Regions from separate parts of the Homo sapiens genome. Here all the other regions are linked to region 3. Evidence: chromatin contacts called from ENCODE Hi-C or POLR2A ChIA-PET data. All regions are on one chromosome and are shown on one strand. Each heading gives the region's core, a stretch centred on a gene start or an enhancer-like site at or near the end of the contact. The rest is flanking DNA. Distances are from core to core; before and after follow the strand shown. Region 1 overlaps KCNAB1 (potassium voltage-gated channel subfamily A regulatory beta subunit 1). Region 2 holds the start of KCNAB1-AS1 (KCNAB1 antisense RNA 1). Region 3 overlaps KCNAB1 (potassium voltage-gated channel subfamily A regulatory beta subunit 1). Region 4 overlaps KCNAB1 (potassium voltage-gated channel subfamily A regulatory beta subunit 1).

Region 1 (3,416 bases), core at 367-2,866, 150 kb before region 3:
TTGAGCCAGAATGAAATGAAAAGGACTGAAACTTCCACCAGCTTGCAGTGTCTCTCCCATTAGCTTGCCCCAGTGTCCGAAGATCTCCCTAGACTGGAGACATCAGTTCTCAGAGACTTCTGTTAAAAGGGGAGTGTGCTTGCTGAGTGGTGGCCACGCTAATCTAAGCTACTAGATGGTAGACCAAGAAGGAAACCGGACATAGTCCAAGCCTGACCTAAAATAAGAGAAAACAGGAAGGAAGCTTCCAGGCTAGATCAACAGAAAAGCTCGAGTATCCGAGCATGGTACATTACTACGGACTATCATAGAAGCAGGAGGGATGGAATTGAAAAAAAGGGGAAGGAAAACTAGAGAGAAACCTCACTTAGCTACCAGCTTTTCTCAGAGATGTCAGGGCAGAGAATTTGAAGGCATAAATGAGAGTTTTCATTGATCATTAAACAAAGACTCCAGAGATAAGTAGGAACAATTTTTCACCTGAACCCCTCTCTGTGGGTTCTGTCACAGTGCAAACATGATGTTCTAGCAGAAGGATTTAAAGACAAGCTCTTCCCTCCCTCCTCTCATCCCCTGCTTCCTTATCTACAAAATGAAGCTGAAAAACCCTACTTCAAAGGGTAACGCCATCCTCTCAAAGAGGCATATAGTGGATACCCAGGAAAGACTATCCCTCTTGCCCTTTCTCCTTTTCATAGTATTACAGGGTTGACATATGTGGAAGTTGAAAATTACATTTGTTCCTAAATTGCACTTACTTTCATCCTCCCAGGACCCTCCAAACCCCACCAAAAACACCCTTTCATCATGTGTTCTTGTGACCTGCCCTTTTCATGAGACACTTGGCACACTCAGACCTGCTTGAAAAGTATTAATAGCTAGAGCTGTGACTGTGAAAATCAATAGCCTAGAAAAATGCTACTCATGCAGGGGGTTGTATTAAAAAATGTCCACATGATTTATTTTAGATGACCTAATTTGGTAAGTCTCTGGGCCTGTGCTTATTTGCTGTGAGCTCTCTAGCTGTTTTTCTCCTTGCATCAATATTTCTGGAGGAAAGTAGATGACACCAAGATGGCTCAGGCTCAGGACGTATGTGATTACTTGAAACCTGAATAGGCTGCTGGTGAAGGGCTGTGGAGGCGTAGTGAAAGGGGCTTATTCAAAACAAACAGAACGTGTTATTTCCTATTGAATGGAATAGAAATTCTAAAATAAGTATGTTTTCAAAGTGTCAGTTTAGATAGAAAATGCTTAGAATTTAAGCAAGAGTGAGAGACGAGTGCTGCTTGGGTTTGAAATATTGTTGAGAGGGGCAGATATTCAATCTGTTTTGAAATTTCCACTTGGGGTTTTCCAGGATAAAAGTTGCTTTGTTTATGCAGCATGACGAAAATACTGGAAATTCAGGGCTTGAGAACAATACTGGGTTACAGGGATCCGTGCTTTCTTATATACAAGTTGTTGACAGCGGTTTCGTCTGAAAAAAAGTGAGCATTTTGAAATCTGATTTTCATGACCGAGGAGTAACTGTAGGCCAAAGATGTTTTCACCCAAGAGAAAAACAATTCCTGAATTTCCCTGCAGTGCCTTTGAGTGCCACTGGGATGTGCTATTTCATAAAGAAAAGGAAGCTCTTCTGTTGCCTGAAACGCTGCTAGCAGAAAACTTTATTCAGACAGTCCTAGACTCGAACTTAAATTTGAATCTATGTATTTACCTTGATTATGACAATGGGAAATTTTATATAGTGAGAAAAAAATTAAAAAGGTAAGACCAGCATATTCCTAAGGTTCTGAGAAGCCTAGATTCCATGGCAAGCCTATGTTATTATAACCTAACCCAGTTAGATATTTTATAGAGCAAATTTTCTATGTCTGGGAGTTTTCTAGCGTAGGGGGTTCTGAGCTACACCACAGACCTCTGGGCATGGCTGGTGAAGAAAGGAAAAGTAGACATCTCATCCCCTACCATCTTTCAGAGAATATTCTGTTGGTGTCAGCCCCACCTCAGGTGCAGGCACCTTGTTACACAGTTAAGATGGAGCAGACTGGAACGTGTGTGCTATCTGGACTGCACGGGAGAAGGCCATATCAAAGCCTGTCAATGCTCTCAGAACCATGGTCTTGTGGGCCTGGCTCATCACCAAGTTAGGAGATGGCCCTCCTCTGTACCCACTGTTTGTTTTCACATATCACGTGTCACCTCTCCACACTTAGAGCGAGTGCCTCCCATCCAGTGATTCCTCTTCCTCTCCTTATCTAGTTACCAACTAATTCTCCCTAAGTTTTAAAATATAGATGCTTTTTAATAGAGTGTCTGCAAAATATATCATCCAAAGAAATGAATCCCTAATGATGGGAGTACAGGTTATTTTTAGACAAACTGTCTAGTACTTAAGGCCAGAACTATTTTAAAATTTTTATCTGAAAATAATTTCAAACATAAGGAAAAGTTGCTAAAATAATATAAAGAACACATCTGGGCTATTTATTCCTTAACATATTGTTAACATTTTGCCCCATTTGCTTTAACTTTTGTTCATGCTCTCACATGCTCACTCCTTACAACCCACCTCTCCATTTATTTTTCCAAGCTTTTTAAAACTAAGTTGCACACATCATGGCTTTTTAGTCCTCAGTATCTCTTAATAGTTATGATATTTTCTTATCCCCAATACAATTAACAACTTTGGTAAAATTTACATAAATATGATATTTTAATCTACCATTGTATTCTAATTTTGTCAGCTGACACAATAATGCTCTTTGTGGCATTTTTTTACTCCAGTTGTACAGGATCAGTATTGGATGGCAATATTTTGTTGTCATATCTTTTAGGTCTCCTTCAATCTGGAACAGTTCAGGAGAAATTAATTTTAGTATAGGAAGGAGGTCAAAGGAAAGACTATGACTAATTGCAAGTCCGCCTTGGGTTGGGAGGTGGCGCTGTGGTGCCACACAATTGTTATGCCTGCAGGAAGGTCTCCTGGATATTGTTACCGTGTCCCTGACAACGACTGTGTCTCCCACAGCTACCCAGCGAGGGTTACCACGTTTTCTTCTGGAACTTTAGGCCCAAAGCTGAGGGATCTCATAGGCCTGCTGACCTTATTAGCCTACATAAATCCGGTCCCCTGTGTCCCTGTGCTCAGCACATCCCCTGAGGGTGGGTGTTAGTGGTAGGTGTGTTAAAAGGGAGTCACCAGGCGTTAAGAGGGGTAAGGCCCTCTGAGCACTGATGGACCACAGACACGGTTACCTCAGGATTGTCTAGCCCCTAAGTCAGGTGCCCATAAATGAGCTGGGTTAGGAAACCATCCCAAGAGGCTGAAGTGGCAGCCGAAGGAGAGGCCTGATACCAGCTGGATTCAGAGTGACGGGAGTATGGATTCTGGCCTTAGCTTCTGGTGAACC
Region 2 (3,637 bases), core at 335-2,834, 140 kb after region 3:
GAAGAATATAAACTGTGGTTCTCAACCCTGACTGCAATTAGAGTTATCTGAGGATCTTTTAAAAATACTGATGCCAGGATTCCACTCCCAGAAATTCTGATTTCACTGGGGTGTGGTGAGGAATCAGGTCAGCAATACCATTTATATCCCCCCAGGATATTCAAATGCGCAGTTGTGGTTAAAAACCTCTTGTTGAAGATAGTGAGGAAAACAACCAACGTTCCACAAATGCTCTCTGGTTAGAGACACTTTCTTAGTAAGGGTGAGAATGCTTACTGATTGAACAAGCAATTATTACTCACTTACCCTGTGCCAGGCTCCAGTGCAATGGCTAAAATTTAAAATTTAAATTAAACTTAAACTTAGTCCCTGATCTCAGGATAGTTGCAGTCTAATGAGGAAGTCACAGCCAAAAATAAACTATGCGGTTACAATATAGTGTGGTCAATATGGTAATAGCAGTTAGTTCAAAATGGTAGGAGAAGAGTAAATGGAATGACTTCTTCTCCTTTCAAAGAAACCATAGAATCATGAAATAATAGAGATGAAGGAAGCTCAAGGTTCCTAATTTTGTGCATAAGGAAACAAGAAATCAAGAGATTGGAGGTTTCTCAGAGTCACAGAGTTAATGCAAGAGAACCTAAAAAATTCTAATGATGTAGCAAGACATACTTTAACTCACCAGGGGAAGTGCTAAGAAACTATGGCTTAGCAGCACTGGACTCTGAAGCTGGAGTTCTGGGTCCTGAAAAATAAGTAGAATTTGGACATAAAGGCATGGGGAAGGTTTAGATTTTCAGTGGAAGGCTCAGCCCATAGCTCAAAGGAGAACATGCTCACCAGGGTAATGACCTGGAGCTTAAGGATCTCAGGTGGTGGCCAACAGCTTAGGGCTCCCTCCTCCACATCAACTCTAGTTTTGGGCTTACACCTATTTCTTGCTGGATACGCAATTTAGAGGGATGCTCCCACCTCCAGTTCCACTCCTCTTTGGGGGTTATACTATACAACTGAGACATTGAACATGTTAATTTTACCTGGTGTATTGCTTAATTTCAATGTGACCTAGGGTTTGAACCTCTTATCTTAAATTCTTTAGTGACGTAACAGATTAACACCTCAAAATAGATGAAATGTCTCTCAATTATGACTACATTTGGTCAGTCTTGACTATATTAAGCTGCAGTTCACATGTGCTCTGTTTACCAAACTTAAAATCATTAAATCTATATTGAAATGTGTTGAATTGGCTCTCCATTCTCCCCATACTCTGACCTTGGTGTTCTCCTAGAGGTTTCACCTTCTCTCACACCCTACACATCCTTTTACACCAGTAAATACTATTGCTTCCCCTTCAAAATTTATCCAAAATTCAACCACTCCTCGCCATCCTCACTACCACCACCTTGGACCAAACCACTGTCATGTCTCACCTGGATTATGGGAACAGCCTCCTAACTGGTCCCCCATGTTTCAGCCTCGCCTCTGCAGTCTATCCTTAGCACAATAGCAGAGTGTTCCTTTTAAAAGAAAGTCAGATTGTGTCACTTCTGTATTCAAAATTATTCACTAGCCTTTCCTAGGTCCTTCCTATGATTGACATGACATGATCTGGCCCCCATGAACCTCACCTTCTCTTCTCTGGCCACACTGGCTTCCTCCTTGTCCTTGCTCATGTTGAGCAAGCCCCTACCTCACTGCTCCCTGCAACTGGAACACTCTCCCTCCAGATAAGCGCCTGGTGAGCCCCTTCACTTTCTTTAGGTCTTTTCTTGAAAGCTCCTTTCTTAGTGAATCTTATCTGGCCACCCTATCTAAAATTTCAATACTGATTCCTAGACATTTCATATACTCTATCCCTGCTTTATAAAATTGATTCTCTAACATTCATCAGTCAACATTATGTATTTTATTTTACATTTTATTTATTTGTAAAATTAACATTTATAAACACTATATATTTAACTTATTTTTGTTATTCCTTTTTCTTTACCCATATATCTGTTTCACGATGGGAGAAATAATTACCAGTTTTGTTCACTGTTGCATCCCAATAAACTAAGTACAACACCTGGCACACGGTAGACTCAATAAATACTTGTTGAATGAAAAAGTGAGGAAATGTTAACTGTGGCATAATAAATATTAATATTATAATTGCATTTACATATTCTCTTCTTGATAGCTATAATAATATATTCAAACCATAGGGAGACCAACCTGCACTATAGAATTTTATAACCTTAAGATGATTTAGACCCAAATTAAGGGACATTCTACAGAATACTTGATGAGTACTTTTAAAAGTGTCTACATCATGAAAGACAGGGAAAGACTGAGGAAGTGTCACATATTGGAGTGGATTAAGAAAACATACAATTAAATGCAATGTTGGATGCTGCTTAAGATCCTGGAAGAGAAAAAAAGACAATGAAATTCCAAAAAGATCTATTGTATTAGTACTGTACCCATGTTAATTCCCTGGTTTTGATAATTGCACTATGGTGATGTAAGATATTAAAATGATCTCATCTAAATGTCTAAATATCCTTTATACTCCAAGCAAGGCAGTCATTTAAATGGTAAACATGTTTTTTGAATGAGTACGCAAGAAGTAATTACCCTGATAATCACCAAACGATAATGAGGTAACCAAGATAGATGTGTGTGGTGGGCAGTTTTCTTCTTTTTACCTTTCATCCATCATTTTTCTGTGCTATGGTAGATTTACTCCAAGGAACCTAACACAGGTTTTCAAAGCAAATATTCCTTGGTCCATAAAGGGGTTTAATCAGAAGACACAAAATAGTTCAAAGAGTTATCTTTATACTCTCCCTTCTTTTAAAAGGTTAGAAATAACAATTGTCAGTTTAGTAAAATCATCTTGTAAATAACATCCCACTAATTTGAGATTACACAGTGAAATAATTGTATGCCATTCTAGGTCTCAGGAAAGCATGTTCTCATTAGAGGGAGAAAAATGGTTAAGAAAACTGTCACAGAGGGTTTTTGAGAATCATATTAACTAACAAGTCACCTTAGTTCTTCTGGAGTGGAGCACAGTGGAAAATAAAATCATAGAAACAGAGTTCTTCTGTCTAGAAGGCTGTTGCCCCGTTCCTCTCCAGCAGGAGGGGATGTGTCCTGTCTGTGAGAGGCAACTCCTCCTCAGGAGTAGAAAGTGGACCCCACCTACACTGGGCCACTTACCCATCTGCTTGCTGGAGGCATTTCAGCCAAGGAGAAAGACTTTCCCTTGGCCTTTTTCCACAAAGGGGCATAGCTGGGTGGGTACCCAGGGATAGGGAGAAACATTTCAATCATCTAGAGACTAGAAGAACTAAAGATTATTGATAAGCATTATTCATTTTTCTATAAGTCATAATAAAGATGTTTGTTTGGTAGGAAATATTCATTTTTCTATAAGTCATAATAAAGATGTTTGTTTGGTAGGAAATTATCCCAAAATTTTAAAGATTAATAACAGTCAACAAGGCAATGTAATTCAATTTAACCAACACTTACTGACCATGTACTAAGAACCCACTTCTATTCTAGGGCTGTGGAGATGCAAAGACGAATGAAATAAAAGTGTAGCCCTCAGACAGCTTACTCTCTAGTAAAAGATATAAACTCT
Region 3 (3,435 bases), core at 461-2,960:
GCGCATTCCCAGTGCATCTGGGAGGCTCTGTTCACATCACAGAATAGACCTTAACCCTTCCATAAAACTCACGCTGTCCCTGCTTTGTTCACATTGTCATAGCAGTGTTGTGGAGGAGAAAAGAAGGAGTTTATTATGACACACATTTTCAAATGTTTTAAATCTGATGTAGTTTCCCCTCTGTGAAGTTCTGTCTCACATGCCAATAGAAAAGCCTGGGTGTTCCCCAGTTCTTTCCAAAGACCTACAGCTCTCTTATCACTGCCTAGAATACTGGGCTTTGAAGGTTATACTCTTGATTTCAAATCATTTAAGTCTATATACTCTCTCTTGGCATGCAAGCAAAAGTACCAGATTGCATTATATCTGGGGAGAAATATTAGTGGTTACAAATCAAAGTGAGTTAGGAAAAGAGTTTTCTGGAAATTCAGAAATCAGGAGACTCAAGAGTTAAAACTCAACCTTTGCCTATAATTTAGTCTCTTGTGGCCAGATATTGTTTCCTGGAGGCTGTAAGAGACACAATGCTTGAGTAAGATGGAAATGAGGAAATGGCTCCTGGGGGACCTTGCTGATTGTGAACTCTGCTACCACCCTGACCTATAGTCTGGGAAGCAAAGCATGGGTTAGAATGCAATAATGGAGGAAGTCATTCTAAAATAGGGATAGGAGGATATTGCTCTAGAACCCCTCACAGGGCTAGGTAACTCCCCATGCACTTTCAGCTAGGTGGCATCATCTTTATATAGATAGGGCAGTGTATTTAGAGTCAACAGTGCACATCAAGCCCCTCTAGTACTACACTGAGGATAGTAAGGGGAAGAGCCTGACCTACTTTGCTGTCTTCCAAATTACTATCACCAGGGTCTGTATTCTGACTTAGAAAAGACATTTTGCTTGGGCCTAATGCAAATACAACAATGAAAATGTTGGTTCATGTTGACAGTAGAAAAGAAAAATAAGCAAATCGAAGTCTGCATATTTATTCTGCAGATGGATTCTGCCTGATTACAAGTCATTGATGATCATTAATGAAGCAAATGTGATGAGGTTAGTGTTTTTCAATTTCATTTCTTAGCAGCAAGGCAGTACTATCACACGACAATATCACTGAGAAAGTATTTGGCCTTACTTTAATAATGATTAATTTTAGAAATAGAACATTCGTAAAATGTTAGTTTATCATTTTGCTTGTTAGTATTCATGTTAAGGATATTAGCACAGTCTCTACTTATTTTGAGATAGAAATACTTTGGGGACAGGGTTTGACAAAAGACAAATGCTAATTATCAGAATGTCTGAATAACATTCTTTGCCAGTAAAATCATTCTTTATGCTGATTACCTCATGTCAACATCCAAACTAAGGGAATGAATAGTTTAACTACTATTATTTTATCCTTGAGAAAAACTCTGAAGGGGGAAGCAAGCGATGTTATGCCCATTTTAAGTTACCGCAACTGAGGCACAACATAAACAGAACTTAATGGTATATTATGTAGTCTAAATTATTGGACTTTTGATATCAATTCTAAGTTCAGACAGCTTCTGGCCTACTTCCTGTTATACTGACCAGCGTATGTTTATACTAATAGTGACTCAGGATTAAAAGGAATGTAATATTGGCAAATGACATTTCTGAACAAGGTTTTAATTTCCCTTGTTGGCATGTGGCAGTGGAATGTCCCCCATAATTACTCTGCTGAGAAAACCAGGGCAGAGGCAGGACTGGAGCAGTGTGGTGGTACAAAGAACATGCACTAAAGAGTTCAGGACTGATGCCAGAATCCAGAGGCTAACGGAAGGTTCAGCAGCCATTGCGGTTTTTTGTTTTTGGCAGTTCAAGCTATTAGAAATCTGCCTCAAGGGAGGAATAAAAGCATCATCAGGTGTTAATAGGTAAATTAATATCAAGCTTAAAGAAGTAAGAGATACTTTGAAGATGATTTTTATGGCAAGTATTTATCCTACATGTTTAGTCCATAATTTATATCGAGTATGTGAATGTGTGTGTGATGTGCGCTAAGGTGCACACACATACATGAGGTCATAGGGGTGAATGGCTCGGTGGAAGCATGGCATACTAGCTAAAGGGACTCGAGTATCAGTTTACTTCACTTTGTCTTTACTACCAGTATCTGTAAGATGGACTTGGTAATCTTTTTCAAGAGTTTCAGGATTGTTTTCATAATTGCAAGCGACCATATACCTGAAGTACCAATTACTATCCATTAAAATTGTCATTAATATCAGTATTAGCATAGAATGGGACAAATAGACAAGAAAAAAATTAAGTTCTGTGAACATATGATATCTTTGCAATAGGTCTTGTTATTTAGCTTTGTATGTGCATGGCTTCAAAATATTCCTGTTTTAATCATCCCCAGTCCTAGCACGGTGGCTTGGTATGTTGTAGGTGATCAATAAAGGATTGCAGGATGGATGAATGGATGCATGAGTGATCCAGTTTTCATAAGCTTCAAAGTCTTCTGTGGGATTGCATTACAATACAACCCTTTTGCTTTCCAGTGCAGGCTTAATTCTCTATGAGACTTGTCCTCTTCACATTCACGATGGGCTTCTTTCCTTTGGAAATAGGAATCCTATCTGTTCTTGACCTTGGTTACTGAATAGCCTGACCTATCCTTGGTGTCCCCCAAATTATTCTGCCATAATGACTGGAAACTAATAGTTGTACACAGTTTCTGTTATATCTACTTACACCCAGCCTTGTTCCAGAAAAGAATTTAAGGTGGCTCTCAAATTTGCATAGGTTACAAAAGAAAAGAAACCTAAAAACAACAGAGACAGGAGTCAAGGATGCTTGTGACAATTCATCCTACTATTTAGACACTAAAGAGCACACATGTCCTCAAGAAACATTTCCTGGTCATTGTCTGGGTAGTTGCAAAAGAGAAAGTGGAGCTGTGTGTGGGGTCCTTGGGAGACAATTGTGCAGGGACTGCTTGAGTCTTTGTTTTTGTTGGTCTGCTAAGAATGTGGGTCAGCATAAGGTAGCGATTCCTGAACTTATCACTTGATCCTTTACAAAGAGGGGGCAATGGAAGCAACATGGCTTGTGAAACTGTATTCCTTAAAGTAGTGAACAGATCAAGTAACAAAAAGAGAATATCTGCGTGGAAGCTATACAGTGGGGGCAAGTTATTGATATTGATACTTACAGGTTAGTATTGATCAATTAAAAAAAGTGATGTAACTATTCCAAAACTCTTAGAAAAACATGGATTTTGAGTGTTGATCTGATGTGGTGCACAGAAGGAGCTGAGTTTTCCCTGTGTGGCATGTTCAGTGACTCTGGCCTTTTCTCAAGGGGTGCAGTAGCCAGGAGACTGAATAGTCCAGGACTAGGCAGCAGGGCCACTTGAAATCCCAACTCCAAGTCCATTCACCAGGACCTGCAAAGAGCTACAACCTT
Region 4 (3,258 bases), core at 750-3,249, 180 kb after region 3:
TGAAGCCAATCATACAAAATTGCTGATAATTAAATAAGATACTTTTAGACTTAAAATTTTGACAATCCAAATATAGTCAGCTCAGAATTTGCTTATTCAAGAAAACCATTTTGTTTGTTTTTAAGGGCCAGTGGATGGAACAGTTTGTACAGGGAAGCAGTAGGAAGGGAAAGAAAGCTTAGTGTTAACCAATATTCTTCTGTATTAAGGGCAAAAAGGAAAGCATTGTATCATCGCCTTTGAAACTAGAAGCAAGTTTGGTAATTAAACAAACCCAATAACCACTTTAAAATGAATGTTTTTATCTAATGAGATAGGAGATAAACCCATCTGACAAGAGAATTCACATAAAACTTAACAAAAAGCCAAAAAAGGGAGATAAAAAAAAAATAAAAAATGGGTAAGAGGAAAGAATGAAATTTTGTTTCTCTCATCCCTACTCTCTTCCTGAGCAGAGATCAAATGTTGCAAGACCCTGTCTCAAAAACCCTACGTAATGCATTTTAAATGTCACCATATAGTACTCAGATGACCCACAGAAGAACATGACATAGTATAAACACTCAGGTGCAAAACCTGGCCTTGTGCATTTATTCATATCCAACTAATATTTATTGAGTGTCTACTGTATACCACAGCATACATAGGATTTATTAGAGAACAACATAGACAAAGATCCCAGCCCCTGTTGGGCACATTCTTTCTGGCAGGAGAGATAAGAAACAATAATATAACAAAAAGTTAAATTGTATAGAATATTAGATGTTGATGGGTGCTATAAAAAAAAAAAAAAGAAAAACTAAAGCAGGGAAATTAGAATGGGAATGCTTAGGAAGTTGGAGTTGGCCATTGAGAAGGTAGGGTTTGAGCAAGGACTTGAAGAAGTCAGGTGAATAGCCATAAGAGAGATAAGGAGACTACTTCTGGCTGTAGAAACAGTGCAAAGGCCCTGAGATGGGAGCCTTCTGTCATGTTTGAGGAACGTCAAGGACATAGATGTGGCTGCAGCAGAGTAAGGAAGGGGGAAGGTAGAAGGAGACGAGTTTAGAGAAATAAGTGAGGCCAGATCTTTGGGCTCTCTGAATTTTTGACAAAAAAGTGACGTGACTTGACTTACATTTCAAAAGGATACCTCCTCCTTGGATTGAGAATACGTTATAGGGGCAGCCTTCTCAATAGCCAACTCCAGAGTCCTAAGCATTCCCTCCTTGGATTGAGAATACATTATAGGGGCAAATGTAGGAGCAGGGAGATATGTTAAAAAATGGTTATAGCAATCTAGATGAGAGAATAGGGTGCAGATGAGGGCACTAGCCGTGGACTGTAATGTGGTTCAGTTTGGATAAATAATGAAGTTAGAGGCAACGGAAGTTCCTGGTGAATTAGATATGAGCGTGACTGAAAGAAAAGAGTGAAGAATGACTCCAAGGTTTTAGGCCTGAGTCACCAAAAGGATGGAGTTGCCATCAGTTGATATGGGATTCATAGCTGATATGGAACCAGCTGTGGGGAAGCTCAGGGGTTTGAGTTTAGTCATCTTGAGTTTGAAATGTTTATTAGGTGGCCAAGTGAAGATGCTGAGTAGGGAGTTAGACACCAAAGCTGAAACTCCATCTTGGGATGAAGGCATAAATTTGGGAGCTGTCTGCATGCGAATGGTATTTCAACCCTTGAGAATTGATGAAATCACACAAGTAGTAAAAGCAGAAAAAAAAGAAGATATAGAAAGAAAGGACTGAGGACTGAGCTCTGGGACTCTCCAGTGTTAGGAGGTTGAGAGGATGGGGAGAAGCGTGTAATGTTCAAGAAAGAAATAAAGAAATCACATCAAAGAGGAAGAAGGGATCAACTATATCAAATGTTACCGATAGGTCAAGTAAGATGAAGACGGGATCAGCTATATCAAATGTTACTGATAGGTCAAGTAAGATGAAGACTGAACATTGTCTATTGGTGTTAACAATGTGGAAATCTTTAACAACATTGACAAGAGAGTTCTGGTGAAGTAAGAAGGGAGTGGGTGAGTAAAAGCCACTTAGCCTCTGACTCACAGTTTCCTAATTTGGAAAAAAGTAAGGAAACATCTGGAATTAGCAGGACAAAGTAAAAATGCTTCTACCCTTTCCTTTTAAAAAATAAAAAGCTACCCAATACACAACACAGAGACAAAGAAACAGAAATAGAAACTTCATTTCTCATGAAAGTGTCAGTGAACTGAAAACCTAGACCAATATGTATGAAAATGGAAAAGGGATGAGGATTATAAATGACTTAGCAGAACTGAGGAAAGATTTTTTTTAAGTGCCTGCAGATGAGTAACAACTTAACATGTACCACACAACCTCAGGATGGTTCATCTATTAGAGAATCCAATGTCACGGAAGATGGGGGTGAGGCAGGGACCAGGAACAAGGTAGTTCTTTAAAAGAGGATACAGAGCTACTAAAGCTCATGTCCCCAGGTCTGCAGTCAGTGTCCTGCCTTTCTCCTCCAATGAAGGAAGAGGAGTTTTATTAACTGGAGACATTGAGTTGACAGGCTCTAAGCTGAGAGATATCAGGCACAGAGCAAGGTGGAGCCAGGCTGCAAATAAAAAGACTATGAGACTTGAGACCCCAGACCCCTTCTCTCACCCATGTCCAGGTCACCAGCAGCCAGGTCACACCCTCCCCATGCAGAAGACAGAGTATCTCCTAGGAGACAATTAACTGTCCCAGGAAAAATTCTAACAGATATTGACATTGTTGTGGAAGAAAACCCTATTGAAAATTACAGCATGAATGGCACTAGTGGACAAACACCGTTCAAGCACAATTTTAGTGCTTTATTCTTAAATGTGAACTGAAACCCAAGGATCATCTGACATTCAAAGAAAGTCTCTAACAGGAAAAGAAGCTCAAATAAATAGAAAAAAGAAAACAGAGTAATGCAGAGAGATACAGAAATGTTCAAAGAAACTATAATATACTTGGTGATATAAGAGAAGGTACTACATCAATAGAACAGAAACGAGATGGAAAAGAGCAAGAACAACATAGAACTAGAAAAAGATTTTACATATTTAAAATACAATGGCTAATTTTTTAAAGTCAATTAGAATGCTGGACATTAAAGTTGAGAAAATATTCCAGAAAGTAAAAGAGAAAAAGGAATGGACAATAGGAGAGAAAAGATAAGAAAATAAGGTTCTGTCCACGAGTCCAACATCTTTTCAACTGAAGGATATCTTGAGAGAGAACAGATAAAATGGAGGAGGGG

What was found. A loop is a pair of places that touch in the nucleus more often than their neighbours do. ChIA-PET counts read pairs that join two places held with the same protein, here RNA polymerase II (POLR2A). Pooled maps may share reads with other maps.
Region 1: a loop to region 3 is called in a map of ascending aorta, with 2.3 times the contacts of the local background. The contact joins two enhancer-like sites. A Hi-C loop is called at or near these places in 3 of 168 maps with a recorded cell type or tissue (Calu3, ascending aorta and esophagus muscularis mucosa). POLR2A ChIA-PET finds 5 or more read pairs at or near these places in 3 of 52 experiments (AG04450, GM10248 and HEK293).
Region 2: a loop to region 3 is called in a map of endothelial cell of umbilical vein, with 1.8 times the contacts of the local background. The contact joins the promoter of KCNAB1-AS1 here to the enhancer-like site in region 3. A Hi-C loop is called at or near these places in 2 of 168 maps with a recorded cell type or tissue (aorta and endothelial cell of umbilical vein) and 1 of 50 pooled maps. POLR2A ChIA-PET finds 5 or more read pairs at or near these places in 1 of 52 experiments (Panc1).
Region 4: a loop to region 3 is called in a map of endothelial cell of umbilical vein, with 3 times the contacts of the local background. The contact joins two enhancer-like sites. A Hi-C loop is called at or near these places in 4 of 168 maps with a recorded cell type or tissue (ascending aorta, dorsolateral prefrontal cortex, endothelial cell of umbilical vein and 1 more) and 1 of 50 pooled maps.

What each region holds. Positions count from the first base shown.
Region 1 is chr3:156,149,060-156,152,475 of GRCh38, forward strand. All of the region lies in intron 1 of KCNAB1 (potassium voltage-gated channel subfamily A regulatory beta subunit 1), which reads left to right. Among named protein-coding and RNA genes, the nearest start is that of KCNAB1, 30 kb to the left of the region's middle. Within about 2 kb of position 1,617, at least 8 of the 41 ENCODE cell types and tissues checked have a DNase peak (open chromatin) inside an H3K27ac peak, as active enhancers do.
Region 2 is chr3:156,445,352-156,448,988 of GRCh38, forward strand. It overlaps KCNAB1-AS1 (KCNAB1 antisense RNA 1), which reads right to left and starts at 1,585. Exons shown (of 3, transcript NR_046618.2): 1 at 1,434-1,585; 2 at 683-745. The region is part of intron 2 of KCNAB1 (potassium voltage-gated channel subfamily A regulatory beta subunit 1); the gene reads left to right.
Region 3 is chr3:156,302,946-156,306,380 of GRCh38, forward strand. The region is part of intron 1 of KCNAB1 (potassium voltage-gated channel subfamily A regulatory beta subunit 1); the gene reads left to right. Among named protein-coding and RNA genes, the nearest start is that of KCNAB1-AS2, 77 kb to the left of the region's middle. Within about 2 kb of position 1,711, at least 3 of the 41 ENCODE cell types and tissues checked have a DNase peak (open chromatin) inside an H3K27ac peak, as active enhancers do; they include endothelial cell of umbilical vein, where a contact is called at or near this core.
Region 4 is chr3:156,487,517-156,490,774 of GRCh38, forward strand. All of the region lies in intron 8 of KCNAB1 (potassium voltage-gated channel subfamily A regulatory beta subunit 1), which reads left to right. Among named protein-coding and RNA genes, the nearest start is that of KCNAB1-AS1, 42 kb to the left of the region's middle. Within about 2 kb of position 2,000, at least 2 of the 41 ENCODE cell types and tissues checked have a DNase peak (open chromatin) inside an H3K27ac peak, as active enhancers do; they include endothelial cell of umbilical vein, where a contact is called at or near this core.